Linked DNA regions of Homo sapiens: all the other regions are linked to region 4. A link is a contact called in ENCODE Hi-C or POLR2A ChIA-PET data. All regions are on one chromosome and are shown on one strand. Each heading gives the region's core, a stretch centred on a gene start or an enhancer-like site at or near the end of the contact. The rest is flanking DNA. Distances are from core to core; before and after follow the strand shown. Region 1 has its middle 34 kb from the start of TMEM230. Region 2 overlaps GPCPD1 (glycerophosphocholine phosphodiesterase 1). Region 3 holds the start of PTPRA (protein tyrosine phosphatase receptor type A). Region 4 holds the start of PANK2 (pantothenate kinase 2).

What was found. A loop is a pair of places that touch in the nucleus more often than their neighbours do. ChIA-PET counts read pairs that join two places held with the same protein, here RNA polymerase II (POLR2A). Pooled maps may share reads with other maps.
Region 1: a pooled map shows a loop between it and region 4 (5-fold over the local background). The contact joins the enhancer-like site here to the promoter of PANK2 in region 4. A Hi-C loop is called at or near these places in 1 of 50 pooled maps. POLR2A ChIA-PET finds 5 or more read pairs at or near these places in 3 of 52 experiments (GM12878, activated CD4-positive, alpha-beta T cell and activated T-cell).
Region 2: a pooled map shows a loop between it and region 4 (2.4-fold over the local background). The contact joins the enhancer-like site here to the promoter of PANK2 in region 4. A Hi-C loop is called at or near these places in 4 of 50 pooled maps. POLR2A ChIA-PET finds 5 or more read pairs at or near these places in 2 of 52 experiments (HepG2 and OCI-LY7).
Region 3: a map of sigmoid colon shows a loop between it and region 4 (9-fold over the local background). The contact joins the promoter of PTPRA here to the promoter of PANK2 in region 4. A Hi-C loop is called at or near these places in 1 of 168 maps with a recorded cell type or tissue (sigmoid colon) and 4 of 50 pooled maps. POLR2A ChIA-PET finds 5 or more read pairs at or near these places in 1 of 52 experiments (activated B cell).

Annotation. Positions count from the first base shown.
Region 1 is chr20:5,077,158-5,080,258 of GRCh38, reverse strand. It overlaps a transcript of TMEM230 not described here. Among named protein-coding and RNA genes, the nearest start is that of TMEM230, 34 kb to the left of the region's middle. RefSeq lists an enhancer at 1,273-1,342. Within about 2 kb of position 1,603, at least 23 of the 41 ENCODE cell types and tissues checked have a DNase peak (open chromatin) inside an H3K27ac peak, as active enhancers do.
Region 2 is chr20:5,592,844-5,596,088 of GRCh38, reverse strand. GPCPD1 (glycerophosphocholine phosphodiesterase 1) reads left to right here. Exons shown (of 20, transcript NM_019593.5): 4 at 2,678-2,762. Among named protein-coding and RNA genes, the nearest start is that of GPCPD1, 17 kb to the left of the region's middle. RefSeq lists a silencer at 2,572-2,866. Within about 2 kb of position 1,773, at least 5 of the 41 ENCODE cell types and tissues checked have a DNase peak (open chromatin) inside an H3K27ac peak, as active enhancers do; they include OCI-LY7, where a contact is called at or near this core.
Region 3 is chr20:2,872,157-2,875,177 of GRCh38, reverse strand. PTPRA (protein tyrosine phosphatase receptor type A) reads right to left here and starts at 1,697. Exons shown (of 24, transcript NM_001385305.1): 1 at 1,418-1,697. RefSeq lists silencers at 1,224-1,503, 1,514-1,563, 1,744-1,813, 2,434-2,573 and enhancers at 1,058-1,687, 1,688-2,319, 2,320-2,949, 2,950-3,021.
Region 4 is chr20:3,887,913-3,891,121 of GRCh38, reverse strand. It overlaps PANK2 (pantothenate kinase 2), which reads right to left and starts at 1,735. Exons shown (of 7, transcript NM_001386393.1): 1 at 1,394-1,735. The coding sequence starts at 1,691. PANK2-AS1 (PANK2 antisense RNA 1) reads left to right here and starts at 1,949. Exons shown (of 2, transcript XR_001754478.3): 1 at 1,949-2,383; 2 at 2,573-3,209. RefSeq lists silencers at 1,351-1,850, 2,041-2,100 and an enhancer at 2,109-2,660.

The DNA of each region.
Region 1 (3,101 bases), core at 354-2,853, 1.2 Mb before region 4:
CTTCTTTATTTTCCGGCGTCTACATTAAGGACACAGAGATTTTTTCAAAAAGCTGTTTGCACTAATAAGAGAGCTTAGCAGCAGGATAGATGATTACAAATAATATCAAAATTGAGAGAACTTCTACTCTACTAGAATAACATTTAGGAACATTGTCTCATTCACAATAACTATAAAACAAAATACTTGAAGATCAAATTAATAGAAAGTTACTGAAGATAGTAACCCAGCTTTTATTAGTTTTATAAAATAATCTTCTTAAGTATCTCAGTAAGATGTAATGATTTTTTTCAAACAAACAAAAACTATGCAGTTTTTTAAACTAAAAATACAAAAGTTAGCCAGGTATGGGGGTGCATACCTGTAGTCCCAGCTACTCGGGAAGCTGAGGCAGGAGGATCACCTCAGCCTGGGAGGCAGAGGTTGCAGTGAGCCAGGATCGCACCTCTGCACTCCAGCCTGGACAACAGAGCAAGACCCTGTCTCAAAAAAGAAAGGAGAGAGAGAAAATAAGGCTTTCCAATTTTTTTTTCTTCTTTTTTAAAAATTTCAGTGAATTTCAGTCGTGAGTGACCATTCTCCCAGGAGATGGAAAGATTATTTCATTACACTAGTAAAAGCTGGGTGCAGTGGCATGCACCTGTAGTCCCAGCTGAGGTGGGAAGATGACTTGAGCTCAGGAGTTGGAGGCTGTAGTGATCTATGATTGTGCCATTGCACTCCAGCCTCGGTGACAGAGCAAGCTGTCTCTAAAAACAAAACAAAAACCTAAAGTCTCAATATTATAAAGAAATGCAAATTCATCTACAAATGCAATTCCATTCTAATCAAAATCACATAGAAGGAGTGGGGGAATTCAACAAAGTGGTTCTGAAATCTATCTAGAAATAAAAGATTAATATAATAGCCAAGGAAAAGTCAAAGGGGAAACTTGAGAATACTTAACCTCTTTGATATTAAATGACATTACAAATCAGGCATGCTGTCTTGTGCCTGTAGTCCCGCTACTCAGAAGGCTGAGGCAGGAGGATTCCTTGAACCCAGGAGATCAAGGCCAGCCTGGGCAACATGGCAAGACCCTGTCTCTAAAACAATAAAATAAAATGGCATTATAAACCTACAGAAATTAAAACAGGGTGATTCTGCATAGGCATTGAAAGAAAAATCAATGGAACAGAAACACTATGCAAAAAGAGTCACAAATATCAGCAAAATTTTGTATGTGATAAATGGGCAATTAAAATCACCAGAGAAAGGATAGCTTGTTTAATAAATAGTGTTGGAATAACTAATTAACAAATGTAGGCTGGGCCCATTGGTGCATGCTTGTAGTCCCAGCTACTTGGAAGGCTGAGGCAGGAGGATTGCTCGAGGCCAGGAGGTTGAGGCTGCAGGGAACCATGATCACACCACTGCAGTCCAGCCTGGGCAACAGAGCAAGAGTCTGTGTCTCAAAAAAACACACCAAAAGACAAGTGGCCCAGTTCTGTGGGCTCATGTTTGGATTGAACTTCCTCATCTCTTAAAGGAGGGCGTCGCCACATGACTTGCCTTGGCGAGGAAATGTGAGTTCAAGCAATATGTGTCATTTCTGAGTAGCGGCTCTAACCGCCAGTTTCACTTTCCCTCTGCCACGGTCCTAGAGTGATCGTGATGCACAACAGAGCCCCGCGTTGACCCATAATGAACACAAAGTGCGAGAGTGAAGTACACCTTTGTTGTGTTAAGCCACTAGATTTGGGGGTTTCTGTCATGCAGCATATCCCAGCCTACCCTGGATGATACAGTCTCTATCTCATACTTCACACCTGTTAGAGGAAAAACAAGTCACCCCAGGAAATTAGAAACATGAATGATTAGCATTTGCTGGGAGTATCTGTGCTTCCAAAGAGGGTGATAGGGAGAAGCCATTGTTTATTCAACAGAGTGAAGGACCGGCTACATAACTTGTAACTTGTGGGGCCCAGTGCCAAATGAAAATGCGCAGTCCCTTGTTTAAAAACTGATTAAAAACTTCAAGAGGGTGACAGCAGAGCATTAAATCAAGCACAGAGTCCCTCTAAGCATGGGTCCCTGGGCGTCTACACAGGTCACACACCCAGGAAATCATGAAGCATCTTTGGCTGTGTCTAATTGACATGTCTGCATCCTCCCTTTTCTCCTGAGCCAGTTTCTACTGCTCTGCCTCAGATTATACTTCCATGGGGCAGTGAGGTTGATGTCTGTGTGTCATTCATGAAGTGTTGATACAAATATCACCTCAGTGAAGCTAAGCCCCCAGGCCCCATGCTACTTATCTCTGATCCTGATTCATTTTTCTCCTTAATACTCACTACCATCATAGTATATATTTCACAAATTTATCTTACTTACAAGTATTTCCCCTAGTAAGATGGAATCCACAAGGGCACAGATTTTTTTTTTTTTAGTTGAGTCTTGCTCTCTTGCCCAGGTTGGAGTGCGCTGTTGCAATCTCAGCTCACTGCAACCTCTGCCTCCCAGGTTCAAGTGATTCTCCTGCCTCAACTACCCAAGTAGCTGGGACTACAGGCGCCTGCCACCACACCCTGCTAATTTTTGTATTTTCAGTAGAGATGGAGTTTCACCATATTGGTCAAGCTGGTCTTGAACTCCTGACCTCAAGTGATCCACCCACCTCAGCCCCCCAAAGTGCTGGGATTACAGGTGTGCGCCACCATGCCCAGTTAATTTTTGTATTTTTAGTAGAGACGGGATTTTGCCATGTTGACCAGGCTGGTCTGGAACTCCTGACCTCAGGTGATCCACCCACCTCCCAAAATGTTGGGATTACAGGCGTCAGCCACCACACCAGGCCAAGGACCAGATTTTTGTCTATTTTGGTCACTGTGTAACCTCAACATTTAGGATAGCCTGTCAGATAGCTGGGACTCAGTAAATGTTTGGTTTTTGTTTTGTTTTGTTTTGTTTTTGAGACAGGGTCTTGCTCTGTTGCCTAGGCTGGAGTGCAGTGGCACAATCTCAGCTCACTGCAGCCTCTACTTTCCTGAGCTCAAATGACCCTCCCACCTCAGTTTCCCGAGTAGCTGGGACTACAGGCACATGCCACCATGTTCAGCTAA
Region 2 (3,245 bases), core at 524-3,023, 1.7 Mb before region 4:
CAAGTGGAGTAAAAAGACTCACTGCTTTGCCTTCTTCATCTCTTGTTTTCATTTAGTGGTTCTTTACCAGGGATCGCATTAGAATCACTTGGGAGGACTTGAAAAAAAATACACATACCTAGATCCTGCTCCTGGAGATTGAGAAATAATGGCTGAGGGAGAGGCGGCAGCACGTTTTTCACAGCTTATTAGTAATTCTACTCTGCACTAGTGGGGCTAGTTTCACATGCTCCAACTGGCTGTTTTGGAGATGAGGTAGTACTGGGAATTTGTCCCCCCCCCTTTTTTTCTTTTTGGGGTAGCAGAAATGGCAACTTTCTATTCTTAATTGGAAGAGTCCACCTGGAAACCTCTGTTGAAAAGGATTCTGAGGCTTATTGGGGAAAAATAGGGAACATGTGTCAAGCATTTGCTATTCTTTTTTTGTTTTTGTTTTTGTTTTTGTTTTGAGATGGAATCTCACTCTGTCACCCAGGCTGGAGTACAGTGGCGCGATCTGGGCTCACTGCAACCTCAGCCTCCCAGGTTCAAGTGATTCGCCTGCCTCAGCCTCCTGAGTAGCTGGGATTACAGGCTTGTGCCATCTCGCCTGGCTAATTTTTATATTTTTTGTAGAAATGTGGTTTCATAATGTTGGTCAGGCTGGTCTTGAACTCCTGACCTCATGATCCGCCCACCTCAGCCTCCCAAAGAGTTGGGATTACAGGCGTGAGCCACCACGCCTGGCAGCATTTGCTATTCTTGCTTTAAAGCAGTGATTTTTACTTATTTATTATTTATTTATTTTTTATTATTATACTTTAAGTTCTAGGGTACATGTGCAGAACGTGCAGGTTTGTTACATATATATACATGTTCCATGTTGGTTTGTTTAAAGCAGTGATTTTTAAAAATGTACATACCTTAATTAAAAAATACTTTATTGCTAAAAAATGATACAATCATTTGAGCCTTTAGTGAATTGCAATCTTTTTGCTGGTGGAGAGTTTTGTCTCAATGTTGATGGCTGCTAACTGATCAGAGTCGTGGTTGCTGAAGGTTGAAGGACAGTGTCAATTTCTTAAAATAAGACAGTGAAGTTTACTACATTGATTAACTGTTCCTTTCATGAAAGATTTTTCTGTAGCATGCAATCACCATAACAGATATAATAATAACAAAAAAGTTTGAAACATTATGAGATTTGCCAAACTGTGACATAGACACGAAGTAAGCACATGTTGTTGGGAAAATGGCACTGATAGACTTGCTCGACTCAAGTTTGCCACAGACCTTCAATTTGTAAAAAACACAGTATCTGTGAAGTATAATAAAGTGCAATACAATGAGCTATATCTGTATTTATTTTAGGAGCTAAGCTTGTATCAGAGTAAGGACAATGCCCTAAAACCTGTCTTAGCAGAGCCAGGTAGGGCTAAACTACTCATGCTGAATTAACGTTTGGTTAATGGTCTATGACAGGGGTTCTCAAAGTGTTTATAAAAGTTACCTGGAGGCGGCCGGGCCTGGTGGCTCATGCCTGTAATCCCAGCACTTTGGGAGGCCGAGGCGGTTGGATCATGAGGTCAGGAGATCGAAACCATCCTGGCTAATGCGGTGAAACCCGTCTCTACTAAAAATAAAAAAACAAAGTTAGCCAGGCGTGGTGGCGGGTGCCTGTAGTCCCAGCTACTGGGGACGCTGAGGTGGGAGAATAGCATGAACCCGGGAGGCGGAGCTTGCAGTGAGCTGAGATCGCGCCACTGCACTTCACTCTGGGTGACAGAGCAAGACTCCGTCTCAAAAAAAAAAAAGTTACCTGGAGGCTTGTTAAAATACAGGTTACTGGGCCCCCACCCCCAGAGTTCCTAATTCAATAAGTCTGGGTAGGGCCTGAGAATTTGCATTTCTAAGAAGCTCCCAGCTACTAATGATGGTCTGGGACCATGCTGTGGATAGCACTAGTTTATTATTTGAAGCTAAAACTCAGTTACAGTAATGAATTGTAGTGAATTCTTGACCTTAAGGCAGCTGTTGAGTCAAATCTTTAGTTTCTGTTAGAATAACATAGTTCAGAGAAAGACATTGGCCTGAAACAAGATACAGGTTCTGACTGCTTGTCTGAGGAATAGCCAGAGCCTGGGTAGGACAGCTTAGAATAACGGATAGTCAAGAATAGGAGTGTAACTCATGTTTATCTCTCATTTGTGACACAAAAGCTGCGACCCAAAGTCTCTTATCAGCCATGTAACATCCCTCGCTAAGTGGGAAGTCACAGAAGATTCTGACTCTGGCTTCCACTTTTGTACAACTTGAATTTTCTGTTTGGAAACTTATCCTGGCTCTTTATATGGCTGGTTCCTTCTCATCATTTAGACCTGAGCTCAGACAGCGCTTCCTCATTAAAACCTTCCTTCCTTTTAAAAGCCTCCTCCAGAACTTCGTTCTGTCTATCTTCTTTGGTTATTTTTCTGTCTACCCACACAGCAAAGGAAGCTCTTTGAAGATAAGGCTCTTTCTGCAGTATATACCCCTGTGTTCCCATTGCCTGCTACAGAGTAGGCCTGTAAAATTTTGTGTAGGAATAAATAAGTGATATTGGTCATACGTTTTATTTGAGGAGTTTTGTGAATTAAGAAGTCTTTATGCACTGTAGTTTGATATTGATGCTGCTGCTTTTAATTTTCTTTCTTCACAGCATGCTATGGAAAGCAACCATTGTACTCAGTAGAGGAGTATCAGTTCAGTATCGCTACTTCAAAGGGTACTTTTTAGAACCAAAGGTATGTTTTCTTTATCTAGTTTCCAATTCCTTTAGCACTTCCTTCAAAAGCAACTCACTTAAGTTTGAACACGTTCAAAGTAAAATGCATTTGCTTTGGTCAAATAAGGAATAGAACTCTTGATTAATAAAATTTACCAAAACCAAGGAAGTAGCCACTTCAGAGGCAGATGATGTCTGCCATGGAATTTTAAAAAGACATAGTAAGTATGTTCTGCAGTATTCTTATGAAATTGGTTTTAATGTGTTCTCTGTAAGTGTGCATTTTCGGTAACTTTTGTAAACTAGTTAGGAACCACTTGCAGAGCTTTTACTTTTGGTTTTGTTTTTTAATCCTTATGTGATGTAAATACATTTAGAGAAGTATATAGCCTGTTTTAAGTGAGTAATTAAAAAAATTATTTCACAGCAGCCATCTCTTAGTGGCTGTGTTAACTCTGATCAAAATTTAATTGATTCCTTTTAGATTTTTTCAAAGATGTTA
Region 3 (3,021 bases), core at 448-2,947, 1.0 Mb after region 4:
CTTCAAAACACGAAAAAATCTCTTGGGAAGTGGATACCGGGAAATAAACAGAGCCTAGGCATAAGAGAGAAGAGATTGGAAAGAATCTACAAGACAACTTGGAGGATTCTCCCACCACGGGAGATAGAAAGGTGGGCAAGACACAGCTCCTGCCCGCAAGAAGCTTCTCAAATGAGAAGAACTTTAAAAGAAAAAGTGGAGCTTGGCAGGTAAAGGTGGGGAAGAAAGAGGATCACATAAAACAAAAACATCCCAACATGTGAGGGGGCAGTCAAGCAGCTCTGAATACTAGCCAGCAAGCGGGATGAGGGGAAGGAGAATTGGAGGATCCGATTAGGCTAAAAGTAAAGGAGTAAATTGAGGCAAGATTGTCAAGGGCTTTGTATGACCTGATAAGGCATTTTAGGCTTCATTCATCCCATGGGAAAAAGAAAAGCGAGGGAGTTTTTAAGTAAACAAGTGACAGCATCAGATCTGTTTCTGAAAGGAGTGGCCAGGCAGGAAGATGTTCGCCCTTTCCTAGTCAGTCCTCCTCTCGCCCACCATCTTCTGTTTCTCAGGCTGCCTGCACAGCTAGCAGGTGGCAAACGAAGCCATCTCCAGGGTGATGTGGACTGGTTCTAGAGCCGGAATCCCTCTCCTGAGCAAAGGCTTCTGATGGCGTTCACCCTGCAGAGGGTGGATTTGCACATTCTTCTTTTCCTGTCTTACAAATATCATCAGTGATCTCAAAAATAAAAACGAAACCCTCAAGACAGGACTCTGCTCTGCTATTTTTTTTTTTTAATCTTCAGGAGATATAATTAGTAACTAATTTTTTCAAAAAAAATTTTTTATTTACCGAAAGTAAAAAGGGAGGGGACCTGCGTTCTCAATTGGCCTATTCTGAATTCTGGGCAGCTCTCAGCCCTTATTTCCCTTCTTAAACAGCCTCAACAGTTGGGAGAGGGCGGCAAGGAGAGGGGCCTGGGAGACGGGCCGGGGGACCGAGGGAGGTGGACTTGAAGGGAAAGAAAAGTTGGTCACTGCAAAAGCAAATTTTCTCATGCCAAGAGTTTTCCTCTTTCCTCCCATTAAATGGACCTGAGCAAATTCTGTTCTCGCCGTTCTAAGTTTCTTCTCTGAGAATCAACTCTGGCAGTGCCCTGGCCTGGTCCCAGAAGGACGCATGCAAAGTTCCTGGGCAGTCGCGAGGGGTCGGCACTCGGGCCGGCACGTTTCCGGGGACCCCCTCCCCGCGACGGACCCGCAAGGATGCACAATCAACCTGCAGGCGCCCGCAGGCTTCTACCCGGAAAAGATGGCTTAGGGCTTCGGGCTCCGGGCTCTGGGCTGTGGCCCGGGACCCCTCCCACCGCCCCCGGGAGCCGCTCCCCCTTCCGGAGCCCACCCGGGCGCAGCGGCCGCGAACACTCACAGAGTCGGGCGTTGGGCGGGACCGCTGGGGACGAGGACAGCGGCTCCGCCTCGGCTCCGCGGCGGCGTTTCGGGCCGCCACTAGCCCTCAGGGCCGCCGCCCGGCCCGCGGCTCCGAGCCCCGCGGCGGCGGCGGCGGCCTCGCCTCCATGGCGAGGGGAAGCGGCTGAGGGGCGACTGGGCGGGCGACAGTGATGGCGGCAGCGGCCGGGGTCCGAGCGCGATCGCGCGCGCGCGCGTCTCTGTCAGCGCCGCACTCGCCGCAGCCTCGCTCCCGACCCGGCCTTGGCTGTAAGACGCGTGTTCATTGGCTGTTCAGAGACAGGCGCTGGTTGGCCGACAGCGAACGGGCGTCTCCGGCCCGCGCGGGCCCCGCCCTTGCGCTCCGCTGGGCGCTCACTTGCCGGCTGGGGCGCCGAACCCGGTCGCACGTTCTCCTGGTAGCTCCAGAGGGGTTCGCCCCGGGGCTGCCCAGTCCTTCGGGAAGCTGGACCCCGGAAGGACCGGCTGCGAGTGCACCAGTGCCTTCAGCCATTCTACAGTCACAGGCCTCATGACTTGGGCCTTCTTCCCAGTTTACAGATCAGGAAACCGAGGCCAGGCACAAACTACACCAATGTCTAGCCACCAGGGCGGCCTGCAACTCGAGAGCCATCTTCCTAACCCTCTCCAAACGTGATACTGTGGGTCTTTTTTTTCCCTCCCCTAATTGCTGCAAAGAACGACGGATCTCACTGGGGAGGGAGAGGAACCTGCCAAGTCCCTAGAACGGATCTGGCTCCGTGGGTGTCGTCTTATATCAAGTCAGCCCACGCCGTCCCCACCCGAGCTCCAGGGTAATCTCCCCCGCTTTCCAGATGCGCATGCTGGGGCCCCGCTCGCCACCGAGCTGAGTAGAAGCACAACACATGGTGCTCTGCGATGGAGGTGCCTTTTGCGATACGCCTGGCGGGGGAGGGGAGGCTCAAAACGCAGAGAGGAGCCAGAGTGCGCCCTCCCCCGGCCGGGGTTGGGGCGCGTACCCCCTTCCCGGCGCTCCCGGCACGGCGTCTGGTGCGTGACACCCGCGAAGCAATCGCTCAGTCCATCCAGCGGCAGCAGGTTCCTACACGGATCCCCGCGGGTGCTGCAGGACCTGAGCGTCTGCGGCTGAAAGCCGATTACGCAGTCGAGATAGGTGGTGGCAAATGCGACATTTCGCCGGGTTGTGATCCCCAGTAGGGACCCCTGGACATTCCGAGACCCGCGCAGGGCGAGCGGCTGGGCGTCTGCAGGCAAAAGACAGATTGCACAGTAGCGCACAAACCGAGCTTGCGGGTAGGGGACGCTTTATCCCAGACCCAGAGTCTGCGGTTCCCGGGGTAGGTGGCGGCGAGTCTCTCCTCCAGACCGGGCAACCCCTGAGTCCCCCTCACGCACCCCAGGCCGGAAGGAGTCCCACATTCGGGGCGCCCCCGGGGAAGGGTTGTGACCGGCGGCAACTCTTCATGGCAGGAAACACTGCGGCGCAAAAGGGGCTCCCAGCAGCCCCCACCATCTCCAGTCCTACCATCTCCGGTCCCCACCACCGCCTTCTGTTGGGGCGCCAGTTAGGGACTCTGTGCC
Region 4 (3,209 bases), core at 486-2,985:
GCCATGATCATGCCACTGCACTTCAGCCTGGGCAACAGAACAAGACGCTGTCTCAAAGTAAAAAACAAAAAACAAACCAAAAAAACCCTTGTGGCTAATGGCTATACTCTTATTTGCTGAATCTTTGGAATTTACATCCATTTCCAACGATGTAATACAAAACCATGAAGGATCTCATATTTTGCATTGCTTCAAACTCAGGTGCTTCTCAAATAAAACAAAACTAGGTGACTGACTCTGAAAATGGCACAGGTTAAGAATCTGTTTTCCAAATCTGTTGCAAGAAGATGGAAAAAGACAAAAGAACTGAAAACTCCCAAACTTTTCACAGCAAAATAGAACTACATTTAATCATCCATATCAGAGAAGATTCAAAAAAGCAGTTGGGTGACTGGGCTAAGGTAGAAGACTATTCAATAAAAATCTCACATCTTGCCATTTTCCCTCCCTCTCACAATCTGCATTTAAACAAGTCAATTTCCTGAAATAGGAATCTGGCAACACCCACCAAAAAGTCCAACCATATGTAAAATGGCATCACACTGTAAAGCTCATATTACAGTATCAGGACAATTGATACTTTCAACAGCAGCAATGGCTGCCAGGCAGCGGTCCTGAATTGAAGACTTGTAAAGGGGAGAAAATACACAACACAGAAAAAGAAACCTAATAAAATGGGGAAACGGATTCTCTGGGAGGAGCGTATGCAACTCCCAAGGCAAAATTCAGAAAGATGTTGTTTCCCCTCAAAACAAAGAGCCTTAATGCCCAGAATGCCACAGTTCTGAATCGTGAGTACCTGCAAATAGACAGAAGGAAAACGGAGGGGATATGTGGGTGAGAGATGACCTGGATTCTCACGAGAAGAAGGGCAGCCACCTTAGAGGTGCACGGAATACAGTTTCAGGCCTGGTGCAACTCAAGGGGCAGTTCACCATTTTCCAGTAAGCCCGAAATTGACGAATAAAAGGGACTTAAAGTATTAGAGAGCAGCTCTTTGGAAACCCACGGAAAACAAACATTGGGGATTCAAAGGATTTGGGAGGAAAGGAGGTGGAAATGAGTCAAAAGAAGCCTTCTCGAGGATAAAATCATGTGACCCTCAGGAAGAGAATGCCCAAGGAGCTAAGAAAAGGGAGGACAGGTCCTGGGGAAAAGCCCTCCACTCCAACAAGCGGGAAGTGCATACCAATGGGTGCGGGGGGGCCCCCGAAGGTACCGCTTTCGGAGCACCCGAGGCCTCCAGCCGGATGTCAGGCCACGCACCAACGAGGGACCACCGTGCGGGGACAGTGTCCGCGCGCGGGAAAAACGGCGGCGGGGCCGGAAGGGGACAGGGTGGGCCGGAAGGGGGGGCAGGGCGGGCCGGGAGGGCGCCCCACGGAACACTTACGCGGCCGCTTTTTCCTCAGGCTTTCGACGCGCTGGCGGGAGACCGAGGTGGGGCCGCTGTAAGAGCCCAGTCGATCCCGCCTCGTGCCCTCAGCCGAGGCCCCGACCGCGGGCACCGACGCGCTGCTCGCCCGGCGCCGCAGTGGCTCCTGCCGCCGCCCTTCGGGGTCCCCGGCCGCCTGCTCCCCAGCCGACGAGACGGAGGTGGCGGAAGCCCTGCCGTGGCGCTCCATGGGCGCGCCGAGCCGGCCCCCTCCCATCCGCAGCAGCAGTCGCTGCCGCCCGAGCAAGCCCCCCAGCGTCGGATTCCTTCTCGCCTCCTCCGCGGCAGTCCAGCCAGAGCAGAGGCGCGCCCTCGGCCGGCCGCCTCTTCCGTTGCGCCAACGCGCAGGAAGCCAATCCGACGAGGCTGGGGACGGCCCAAAGGCCTCGCGTCCAGTCGGCTCCCTAACTCGAGGAGGATTGACCGTGCCTCCGTCCAATGAGAGGCTATCGTGACGGGGCGGGGAGAGGGTGGTGGAGGAGGGGATCCGGGTTCCGCGGAGGAAGAGAAGGCGGTGTAGCCCAGAAGAGAGTGATGGCGGCGCCGCCCAATGGACGCGTGGGTGGAAGGGCCCGAGCCTCCTCATCCACCCCCTCCTTCCGCCCCCCACTTGTGCATGCCTCTGCCCCCCCGGGCCGCGGAACTCTCCTGGGGCGACCCCGAGTCCCACCCCGCTGCTCCGTGCCGTCCTCGCAGCTCGAGCCCTCCTCCAGCCCAGCAGTGCTCCCGCAGCGTCTGGCCGCTGGTCGTCGGCAGACGAAAGGGCTTGAACCGCGGCTGACCTTAGCCTTTGTCCCTCGGCCTAGTTCCGCAGCTGCCGTCGAGGCCGCCAGCCCCTCCCCCAGCATGTTTGGGCTAAGCCGCCTCCTTTCCGCCTGCGTTGGAGAGAGAGGTACCAGAAGGAATGAAAGGACTGGGGCTTGTCTCCATGGCAACTGAAAGAAAGAGGTGGGTTATAAATCCTTCGCCACCCTCCTGTGGCGAAGGAGGGGAAGTGGGAGCCGGGAAGTAGAGTTGGCCTTTTGCAGGAGAGTCTGGAGCCCCTTTCTGGGTGATGCATTGGGGGCCATAGAAGGATTTGGCTGCCGCTTTGGAGCATGGATTTTTTTTTTAATCATCTTCCTTTCTCTTTTGGAGAGAAAAATTGGTCACCTCCAGGACTGAGACCCTGACCCTTCCAAGCATCCCCACTACCAAAGGCTGCCCAAGCCCGGAAGGATCCCATCCCGTTCTGTACTCTGAGGTCACTTCCTCACTCCGTCAAATTTCACTGGACTGTGGGCTAATTAAAAGTGCCTCCGTATTAGCGGGGCGTGGTGGCCCATGCCTATAATCCCAGCTACTTGGGAAGCTGAGGCAGGAAAATTGCTTGAACCCGGGTGGCGGAGGCTGCAGTGACCCAACATTGTGCAACAAGAGCGAAACTCCGTCTCAAAAAAAATAAAAAATAAAAAAGAGTGCCTCCCTGGGGAGACTGTAATGCCCACTGGGCAGTGATCCTAATGCCCCTTGGGCAGTGATCCTTATTCCCCTCTCCCATAATGATTGGTTGTAGCAGGCTGAACAAAAAGGTTGAGCTTCGCTTGTGCTTGCTGAATAGAATTCTCACGCCCACTCCACGTTAGCTCCCCTCACTGTAGGACTAGCTCTGAAAATTCTAGCTCCTGTAGGAAGCCAACACAGACGGATCTACAAGAACCAAAAACAGCTATAGCTACTCTTCTAAATCTCAGTGCCTGACATTGCCTCTCTTTCTGCCTCCTCTCTCCACCCC